Regions from separate parts of the Homo sapiens genome. Here region 2 is linked to region 1. The links are chromatin loops, found by intact Hi-C in ENCODE. Cell type or tissue: PC-9. All regions are shown on one strand. Links, peaks and the distances in the headings refer to the core of each region. The heading gives the core; the rest is flanking DNA. Region 1 has its middle 63 kb from the start of MIR4776-1. Region 2 has its middle 14 kb from the start of MIR4776-1.

Evidence for each region. Peaks named below come from ENCODE experiments on the same cell type or tissue, not always from the same donor. Only the 100,000 strongest peaks of a DNase experiment are listed, where the experiment ranks them.
Region 2: a loop joins it to region 1, with 3 times the contacts of the local background. A loop is called at or near these places in 2 of 110 quality-filtered maps.

Annotation. Positions count from the first base shown.
Region 1 is chr2:212,860,919-212,866,310 of GRCh38, reverse strand. No RefSeq gene overlaps it. Among named protein-coding and RNA genes, the nearest start is that of MIR4776-1, 63 kb to the left of the region's middle. RefSeq lists an enhancer at 2,832-3,126. In PC-9, for the core only: CTCF peaks have their summits at 2,741 and 2,940 (motif pointing left); a DNase peak (open chromatin) is centred at 2,930.
Region 2 is chr2:212,909,807-212,915,198 of GRCh38, reverse strand. No RefSeq gene overlaps it. Among named protein-coding and RNA genes, the nearest start is that of MIR4776-1, 14 kb to the left of the region's middle. In PC-9, for the core only: no CTCF peak of the experiment used is centred there; DNase peaks (open chromatin) are centred at 608 and 2,468; H3K4me3 peaks cover 2,174 bases; H3K27ac peaks cover 4,969 bases.

The DNA of each region.
Region 1 (5,392 bases), core at 130-5,129:
TAGTTTGCAAATATAGATGCAAAAATTCTAAAGAAAATATTTACAAATAGAATCTAGAAATATATTGAAAACTAAGTAGATTTTATTTTAAGAATACAAGGATGGTTCAATATCTGGAAATCAATCAACATCATTTATTACATAATTTTGTTTAAAGGGAACCATATGACTAAACCATTAAATGCTAATAAGTATTTCAGACAATCAAATAGCCATTTCTAACAAAAATATAAGTGAAATAAGAAGGAAACTGCATAAATAAGATATTGGTTTCCCCAAATCCAATATCTAGTGATTATTCTGAGTTGTTAAACAAGAAAAGTATTTCAATTAAAATCAGATATTACACAGGGATACCTGTTATTACCACTGCAACATTGGGAGATTCGAGGGAATGCAATAAGTTAATAAAGTGAAGTAATTGATATAAAGGCTATTGGTGGAAAAATTGTGCATTTGAAAATTCAAATTATATGTAAAAGCTTCTTAGAAAAAATGTGGCATGGTATCTGCATAAGAAACAAATATAAAAAAAGTGTTTTCTTAGAAATAGAAATATGTAATTTCCTCATAATATGACTATTCCTTCACAACAGTAATTAGACCTATAAAAATCTTAAAAATAAACTTAAGATCAACCCCCCAAAATAGAGAAAACTAAAAAAAAAATTGACAAAGGACATAAAAGACAAATGATAACCTTGACTATATTCTAAGATGAGAAGAGTTAATATCTTTAAAATGTCAATCTCCACAAAAGTGATGCATAAATTTAATGCATTTTCATCCCATCAGAATAACATTAGCATTTGGTTTGTTCATTTTCAAATTGAATATAATGAGCTTAAGATTCCTATATAACAATACATTTGATGACAGCCAAGAAAGAGTGAAGAATGGTGGGAAAACATTTGACTTACATGAAAATAAAAATATTTTAAAGTAAATAAAATAAATAATGAATTAGCCCATGATATAAAATCAGGCCAGGAGAAGGGAGGACTCAAAATCCTCCAGAATACACAAACATTAAATAGATGACAATGCTGGTATTTTTCTTCAGTGAGGAAAGCCGGTTTATTTAATAAAGAGTGCAGACAAAACTGGCTTTACTCCTGAAGGAAAACAAAATTAAATTTCTTTGAATTTTTTTATCCAAATGATATAAGAAATAAATTTTAGATAGAACAGAGACCTAAATATAAAACATAAGACAACGAAAAATTGGGAGATTAAATGTACTATCTATAGGTAGAAGAAACCCTTTTAAATAATGTAAGAAATCTAGAAGCTATGAAGAAAAGTATGTATTTGGCTGTGGAAAACACATGGCTCATCCAAGGGCTATTCCCTTCTTTTGTAAGGAGAACTTTCTTGGGCAGGGTGTGGTGGCTTACATCTGTAATTCCAGCACTTTGGGAGGCCAAGGTGGGCAGATCATTTCAGGCCAGGAGTTTGAGACCAGCCTAGCCAACACGGTGAAACCCTGTCTCTACTAAAAATTCAAAAAAAAAATAGCCCGATGTGGTGGCACACGCCTGTAGTCCCAGCTACTAAGGAGACTGAGGCAGGAGAATCACTGGAACCTGGGAGGAGGAGGTTGCAGTGAGCCGAGATCATGCCACTGCACTTCAGCCTGGGTGAGAGAGTGTGACTCCGTCTCAAAAAAAAAAAAAAAAAAATAGCCGTATGTGAGGGCACACACACCTATGTAATCCCAGCTACTCTGGAGGCTGAGGCGCACAAGAATTTCTCGAACCCAGGAGGTAGAGGTTGCAGTGAGCTGAGATTGTACCACTATACTCTAGGCTGCATAGCAGAGAGAGACTCTGACTCAAAAATAAGATAAAATAAATAAAATAAAATAAAATAAAATAAAATAAATAAAATAAAATAAATAAAATAAAATAAAATAAAATAAAATATAAAATAAAATAAAATAAAATAAGAGAAAGAGAGAGCTTTCTCACTGCCCCAGTACCTCTGCTTTCTACCTTTGAACACAACCATGTGAAAACACCATGTTTGTATCTTAGAAGCTATCTTATGTCTAACAGTCAATATTTAGGCTTAGGATAAAAAGCTAAAACACTTAGATGAAAGAGCAAAAGGATGAATGGAAAGGGGATGAATCCATGATGTTCCCTCTAAGCCAAGGAACTATCTTAGAATTTCACATCCAAATATCTTGTTGGTAAGATTTTTTTAAAAAATTCTTTTTTGGAAACTGTTATTCAATTACTTGAGTAAACTTTTTTGTAGTTGATTTGGCTAATATAAGCACTTAAAATGTACAGCAAATAGCTTAAAGTCAGTTTTTGTTTTCAAAATGGCAGCACAGAATCAATCTGGCTTCACTACGCACCCCCACCCACAACAGAAAAACCAAAACCAAATAAACAGCACTGAGATTATCACCAGCATTATCCCAGAATTCAAATATAAAGATGAGACAGTTTCCAGGGCCACAAGTAAGTGAAAAAACGTTGAGCAAATGATAAGGGAATTGGACTTCCATACCTGTGATGCCCCTCCCATCAGTCAGCTTGGCACCAAGCACATGGGAAGTCTGCCTCTAACTCATGGTTTCTACACTAGAAAAAGTGAGGTCATGGCAGATGGCCAGTTTCCCCATCATCTTGGGTTCCCTGGCAGGATATCTGTCCCTGCTTCAACACAGCAAAGCTTTCCTAGTGCCTGAAAGGAAAAATATTCCTTAGGATAGGCAGAGACAAAATGTGGAGATGGGACTACCATCCTCAGCCAGGGAAACTCTGCTCTGTAGCTCAGCCAAAGGAGACGCCAAAGCAGAGTGGTTGTTCAGCAGCATCACCCTGTAGGAAGTACTTTACACAGGTCCTCTGCGCATGAACCAGTCTTCCCACACAGCCAGGATACTATCTGTTTGGGACCCACCCGATTCAGGTCAGGCAGCGTTCTGTTTGCTAGAGCACAGGCAAAGCTGGCTTTCAGGCGCCATCTAGTGCCAAAAAAGAGGCAGCAACCTAGTGGGGAAAAAAGAAAAGGAATTCATCAGGTAAATTACAAAGACTCTAACAAAATGTGTCCAATTATAAAACAAAACAAGCCAGACAGAAAAGACTGGAATCAGTAACTAATCATTCAATGCAAATACATAAATGTACACCCACAAGAAACAACAGCAAACAAGGAGGAACTATGACCTCTCCAAATAGATAAAACAAGGAACCAGTGAATGACCCTAATGAGCACTATATGAGCTCTCTGAGCAAGAATTCAACATAAAGTAAAAGTCAAGTGATAGATTTGGGAAAATTGAGCCATAATAGAAAAAGAATTCTTAAAAAGTAATAAAAGTGGAAAATATATAAATAACTAGGTGGAAATATGAGCAAAATATATGACTAGAGTTTTTACAAAAGGGCAAGTGCCAGTGACCTGTTAACATATGAAAAGGTTCCTAGACTTCCAAGTAAACAGGGAAATTAAAATTAAAATGACAATTATATGATTTTATACACAGCCAACTGGAACATTTAAAAATGTATTAGCCATTTTTCATAGAGATTTGCAGAAAAGTATTCTTCTATGCATTGATAGTGAAAGTGTTGCTATAACCTCTTTGAAATAACAATCTGGGAAAATCTATGAAAATTTAAAATTCCCTTTGATCTAGTAATATAACCCATAGGAAACTCACCCATAAATATGAAAGGGTAGATGTAGAAGAATGTTTAAAACAGCATTATTCAAAATAGTAAAGTTCTCAAACCAAAACTTCACACCTTGGAATATCATGCAGCCACCAAGAGAAATGAATTAGAACGGTTACAGTTTACTCAGAGTTTTCCATGATCAGAGACAAAAACAAGGTGTCAAGTCACATTACATTATAATAGGTTTGAATTTTCTTTTAAACAACACCACAAACAAGTAAATGCCCTGTATTTTCAACTCCAGTATTTAAGATTGTTCTTTACAGGCACCCCAGGGCCTGTTCCATCACTCTTAATATATAACTAAATGATTAGAGCATTAATGATATAAAACATCCACCTGAATTATTAACTACTTATCTTGGTTTTGCCAGAGCAGATGCAGATTAGAGGATACGGCAGTGTACAGGTTGACAGAAGGATAAGAGGACAGTGGAGTGAAGAATAAAGAAAATGACTACCTTTTAAAATAATACAATATAGTTCTATTTATATATAATATTATATGTGTGCATATGAGGATATGTTATTTTGTGTTCACATATTATTTATTAGAAAAAACAGAGTTTAGTTAATTCCTACATATTTTTGGGTGGCCATAATATATTGTTAACTGAATAAAAGGACACCCAGGGTAAGAGAATATGATGCCATTTTGATGTTTTATTTAAAGGAAACCAAAGCCTTCTGTGTGTATATGTGGCTGTATATGCACAGGTGTATATGGGTGAGTGCGTGTATAGGGTGTGTATGTGTGTGTAGGAGAGGAAATTAAGTGAGAAAAGATAAAAATAATTTTATAAACCCTCTTTATATTGTTTATCTTGTTACCACAGTTAGATATTGGTTTTATAATTTGGAAAACGTCAAATGAATAAATTAGAATAAAAACTTTATTTATTATTTACTTTTACTATACTTTAAGTTCTAGGGTACATGTGTAAAATGTGTAGGTTTGTTATATATGTATACATGTGCCATGTTGGTGTGCTGCACCCATTAACTCATCATTTACATTAGCTATATCTCCTAATGCTATCCCTCCCTACTCTCCCCACCCCACGACAGGCCCCGGTGTGTGATGTTACCCTTCCTGTGTCCAAGTGTTCTCATTGTTCAATTCCCACCTATGAGTGAGAACATGCGGTGTTTGGTTTTCTGTCCTTGTGATAGTTTGCTGAGAATGATGGTTTCCAGCTTCATCCATGTCCCTACATAGGACACAAACTCATCCTTTTTTATGGCTGCATAGTATTCCGTGGTGTATATGTGCCACATTTTCCTAATCCAGTCTATCATTGATGGACATTTGGGTTGGTTCCAAGTCTTTGCTGTTGTGAATAGTGCTGCAATAAACATATGTGTGCATGTGTCTTTATAGCAGCATGATTTATAATCCTTTGGGTATATACCCAGTAATGACGTGGCTGGGTCAAATGGTATTTCTAGTTCTAGATCCTTGAGGAATCGCCACACTGTCTTCCACATTGGTTGAACTAGTTTACAGTCCCACCAACAGTGTAAAAGTGTTCCTATTTCTCCACATCCTTTCCAGCACCTGTTGTTTCCTGACTTGTTAATGATCGCTATTCTAACTGGTGTGAGATGGTATCTTATTGTGGTTTTGATTTGCATTTCTCTGATGGCCAGTGATGATGAGCATTTTTTCATGTGTCTTTGGCTGCATAAATGTC
Region 2 (5,392 bases), core at 114-5,113, 49 kb before region 1:
GCATCCTTGGAAGGAAAGATTTGAGTTGTGGGGAGAAAAATGTCTATGAAAGTAAGCCTTTCAAGACTTTATGATACTATGATGATATCTGAGAAAGTGGAGGCAAAATCATACTTACCAGAAAAGCTAAAAAGAGAAACTCAGATTACATGGAAACAGGGAGAGAGTGGAATTGGGGGGAAGGCATAGAGAAAATGAAAACAAAAATCCTAATATTCACCAAGGAAAGTATTATGAACTTTGTATACTTTTATTTTTGTTTTCTTCAAGCGAACTGTTCAACGACATTCCAGCATCTGCTGCCTAAACTCATTTCTAATTCACATCTTTAGACACCTGTGCAGTTGGAACAGTTCAGCATTCAAAGGACTTGGACTGGCAGATAAACATGTGATAAACAGATAAAACACCTCACTGTCCGTCCATCTTTTTATCGTTGGCAGGTGCTCTTGAAACAGAATACATAAAAGAAAAGAAAAAATAATCAAACCAACTCTTTATTTTTGCCCTTTTGAATATATTGTAGGAAACAGAAGTTTCTGACATTAGTCTACTCTGATTCAATTAAACAAATACCTTATGCTTGCTCACCACCAAAATGAGGAAGCTGCTTGCCCACAAATTCTCTAAAGGAAGATTCAGAAGAAAAAGGAATTGCAGTTAATCCTTTCCCAGGTCACACCTAAAATAGGTCTCTGCTAATAGGGAAGTTAGTTGTGTTTAAAATATAAATATACATTTTAGAATATGTCGAAGGAATCATTGATAAAAGAGTAGAGTCAGAACTTCAAGTCCCCATTAAAGGGGCTGGAAAATACAAGTACAGTATAGTATTTTCCAAACTGTGTCTTAGGGTCTGAGAACTTCTGTTAGATATTCTCCCAAAAAATAAATCTATAAAGAGTGTTTCTTTGGTTAAGTAATTCTGGGGAAGACTGAGTAAAGAAATTACTGCTTTCTGCAAAATTTGGCAAATGTATATTATGAGTTTCTGAGAGAGAGATGTATATAGTAAGCAGCAACTCTCAAACGTGAAACTATTTTGGCAATGGCAAATAATATCTCATGTTTTAAGGAAAGCAGGCTAGAAAATGCTGACATGGAACAAAATTGTACTTGAAGCTTTGTCTAAGTGTTCTGAGTAGATTATACAATGTATCAGTAAATAAACATTTTGATATCATACCCAATCCACACTAGCCTTCCCATTTTATTTACTTCTAGTTGTATACTGATTTACGGTTTATGCTGAGACATCCAGACTTGACACTCGAATGTGAACGTTAATGTCTCTTCTGATGTGCAGTGATGGGCAGTAAAACCAAAGAAAAAGATCCAACTATCACTTAACAGAGGAGGGCAGTCACTGAGCGCTGAAAGCAGTGGCAATAAATCGCAGCTCCATACAAAGTTAGAAAGTGTCCTTTTGTGTTTAAATGGACACATGGTGTTTGAGAAAAGTCACATTATTTTTTCCTCTCAAAGTGTTTACATTTAGAAAAACATGCTTTGTTTTCTCAATGCAAAATCTCAGTTGTTTTCCAACTAGCCCTGTTCCTCCTCACCCCTTCTCAATTTGGAGTCCTGTTTTTCTCCAGTCCTGCGTGTCAGCTCCATTGCCCTTTTTTTGGGTGTGGATCTTATAACGATTCTGGTAGAAGGAGAACTTTAGCAAAAACAGAGTCATGTAGTTTGATACTGCCTGCTTGTTAAATCTTTGCTGTAATAACATTCTGTTCCTACCTGGTTAAGGTATATTGGAATTTGTCACATGAAAGCACAGCTCCATATCAGCAATAGATGACATTAGAAGAAAGCCATTTGAAGTGACACAGAGACTTTAGTTTAATAGCTGTAATTATTGCCACTGATGAGAATAATGGGGAAAGATATTCATATGTCAAGCAACAGATATTGAAAGAGCCTGAGTCAATCATCTTACATAACTATCCTTAAAAAAAATGTATAAGGATGGGAAGAAGATAATAAGCAAAGCATAAGAAAGGAAACGGAGATGTTTTCCCTTAATTATGGTATCCAGAATATGAGGGAAACAGAACAGTTGTATCTTGTGGCAGGAAGACCGCAAATGAAAGGAGCTCTTTCGTCTTTTTAGTCATATATTCCAGGATCAAAATTCAGGGAGAAAGTGTATTCCCACTGTATGGATCTTTTTCCTTCTGTTGACTCTTGTCTTCCCTGACAACCAGGCAGAAAGCACTCTGGCACGGGCGGGTGATACATCCTGCATAATGCAGCCTATCAGTCATGTAGAACACACCCCACGGCGATCACAATTCTGATTCAAGGCGGGATAAAAAGAGTTCAGTGCACAATGTGGTGTTTAGGGAGGTGATCTGGAAGCATTAACCATACAACTTTGGCAGAAACTGCTTTGTGAATGTGTCAGTGATATCTCAAGTACATGAAAAACCAGCTTTACTGTCCCTTGATACAAGATTAATTTTTTTTTATTTCCAGAGCATTTACCATTGTATGGTAGACAAATATTATCCCTGTTTTTCAGCTGCAGAAACTGGAATGCTAAAAGGTTAAGCAACATTTACAAAGTTACACAGTGAGTCATTTCTTGAATCAGGAAATAAACTGGAGGCCATGATTCCCTTTTCCCTGATTTTGCTGGCCCCACGTGTCATTTAACACTATTTACAGAAGTGTTTTTCTTTATTGTCTTGCAGTGAGCTCTGAGAAGATTTTCTAAGACCTAAAAATCATGAAATGTGACATGTTTTAGGGAGCAGTAAAATTCAGTCAATAACATTAATTCGTCCAACCAGTTTTATTAGCACTGAGTGTGTATAGGAGCCAAAACTTTCCAGTCTTAGTTTTAAATCTACCCATGATTTAAAAATATACACATGACATCTCTTTGCCTTCAGTAAAACAGGGGCAATTATTCCTACTATAGATTTCATAAGAAAATTATGTGATTATATTACATGATATGCTTTGGGTTGAATAAGTGGAATTACTGAATACAATTTTTAAAAATGAGCACATCACTCTTCCTTTACTAGTAAAACTTTGGTAAGTTTCTTATAAAAAAGTTTAAAAAATATTATCTAATTTTAGCATGTGTGTTTGTAGTTGTCAAAATATAAAACAGCCCCTTCTGGAGGTATTTTGTTACGACATAGTTAATATATTGTCATAGTCAGCCCTTGTGCCAACCACTTTGGTATTCTTCCTATGGGGGATTAAGCCTGACCAAATAACCAAACTCTATTTCTCCAAATATCCTGGGTGTTGCTCATTAGTTTTTCTACCCTTGATACTATATTTACATCCCATCTCTAGCTATACACCTTTTAAAACTAGGGCTAAAACGTAGTCAGAAATCCCAAATTGAGTTCCTTAGTACAACTGAACTGTGCTTTTTATAGGTTGCTGCTTTTAAAACGACTTTATTAAATGATAAAAACAGCAAGGATGCAAATATAGGAAAGACAGAAAGAATAACAGAAGTCTGGTTTACACACTGCAGATTTCTGATTCAACTACTCCTGAGTAGAACTCTGCCCTGATAAAATCTGCCTTTCTTACTCCAAATGCCGTTTTGAAGAGTATAGTGCAGGCCTTGCATGCCTATTCTATTTCCCTGGACTTTTTACATTCTAGTTTCTAGCCTTGTTCCACATGGGAGATGCCATCAAATGAACCACCCCAGAGGGGCTTCCTCCACAATGTCCTGACACTTTGTCTCCCTTAATAGTTAGTGAAGGCCTCTGGGAGATTTCTGCCTGCCTTGGTTGTGCTAAAGAGAAACAAGGGGGAGTAACGGTCTTTAAATCAGTTAAGGAGAACAGCCAGACTGGAGGACCCCTCACAATGCTAGCACTGGTAGTAAAAGTGTGACAGCCCCACAGAAAGATAAAATTGGGGGAAATGCCAAAGCAGCTGGATTTCGCACCTATCTTACCACAAAGCTTTTTCTTTCATGACTACATTTTGAGTTTCTAGATTTGGTTTTAGTAAAGAAAAAGGTTGCCTTGGTAAGTTGGTTTCAGTATCTTCATTTTACAGATTAAGAGAGACAGAAAAGCTCAGAAAGGTAAACAACTCATTCTCGGTTATATGAGCCTGAATTGGTAAAGCTGGAATTTGGATGCATTTACCTTTAAAGGGCATCCTCTTCTTTCTGTGGCATGAAGTTGTGCTGTCATCCGATAAGTCATGAGCCCCTCTTGGAGCACTGCAGAGTAGTCATATGTGGGCAGGTGGGCGCAGCCACCAACTAACTTCCCAGGACTTCTGAGAAAGCCCCTTTCCTTTGAGATTTATGTTAAGAAATATTGTTAGTGGCACCCTATCAATAGTAAGAAATAATTATTAATACTAACTAAAAAGTCTCTCTAACTAGGAGAAAGATTTTTTAAAAAAGGAATTAAAAATCATCATAAGAAAAGGATATGGTGAGCATAATATATATGGTAATAATATAGTATTTCATTTTTAAAGAAACCCTACATATTAATGTCTTCTAAACTTTCCATCTGATCCTTTCTGAAGATGATGAAAATATCAAATATGAAATATACAATCAATTCTCATAATTTGCAATTGTTACATCCTATAAAATTGCTGCAAATACTAAACCATTCCCCCTAAGGGAAATACAGGGTCAGGTTCTTCTGTGCCTTGTCACAATTTCATTAACTGATGAATACATAACCTTCTTTTATGTGTGTTTCCATTTAAAGACACATTTAGTATTATTGTTGATTCATTAACATTGAACTTAGAGCTGACAGCACTGTAATTTATGGGTGATTGAAGCTTATCTAATACATATATTTTCTCCCTAAGGCACATCACAGCCTTAGGAACTCTAGACAGCACTTCAGCACCGTGCTTGGGGTTCATTTTAAACTGTGAAACACAACAAAAAGCACAAAAATGCAGAAACAGGTGACAATAAATAGACTGAAAAAAGGCCACTTGTTTACAATATGAGAGCTGAACCAGGAAGGCAGAGCATGGTTTTGTTCTACCTCAGCTGGGACGTGATTAAATTTGTCCCTGCTCTATGCATGTTCGTGAAAGAACACAAAACACTGCTAGTATTGATTCTGGGGTTACAAATAGATTTTTGTGAGTAGGTGAATTCACAAACACAGAACCTGCAAATAATGAGAATCAATTATAAATGCAATAAACAAGTTGAAATGAGTTTTAATCATGTGGCTACTTACTTTCATATCCACATTGACAAATTAGTGGACTTAATCTTTTTTTTTTCAACTTTTATTTTAGATTCTGGGAAGGCATGTGCAGGTTTGTTACAAACCTTTATTGTGTAATGTGAGGTTTGGAGTGTAATTGAACCCGTCACCCAGGAAGTGAGCATAGCACCCAGTAGGTAGTTTTTCAA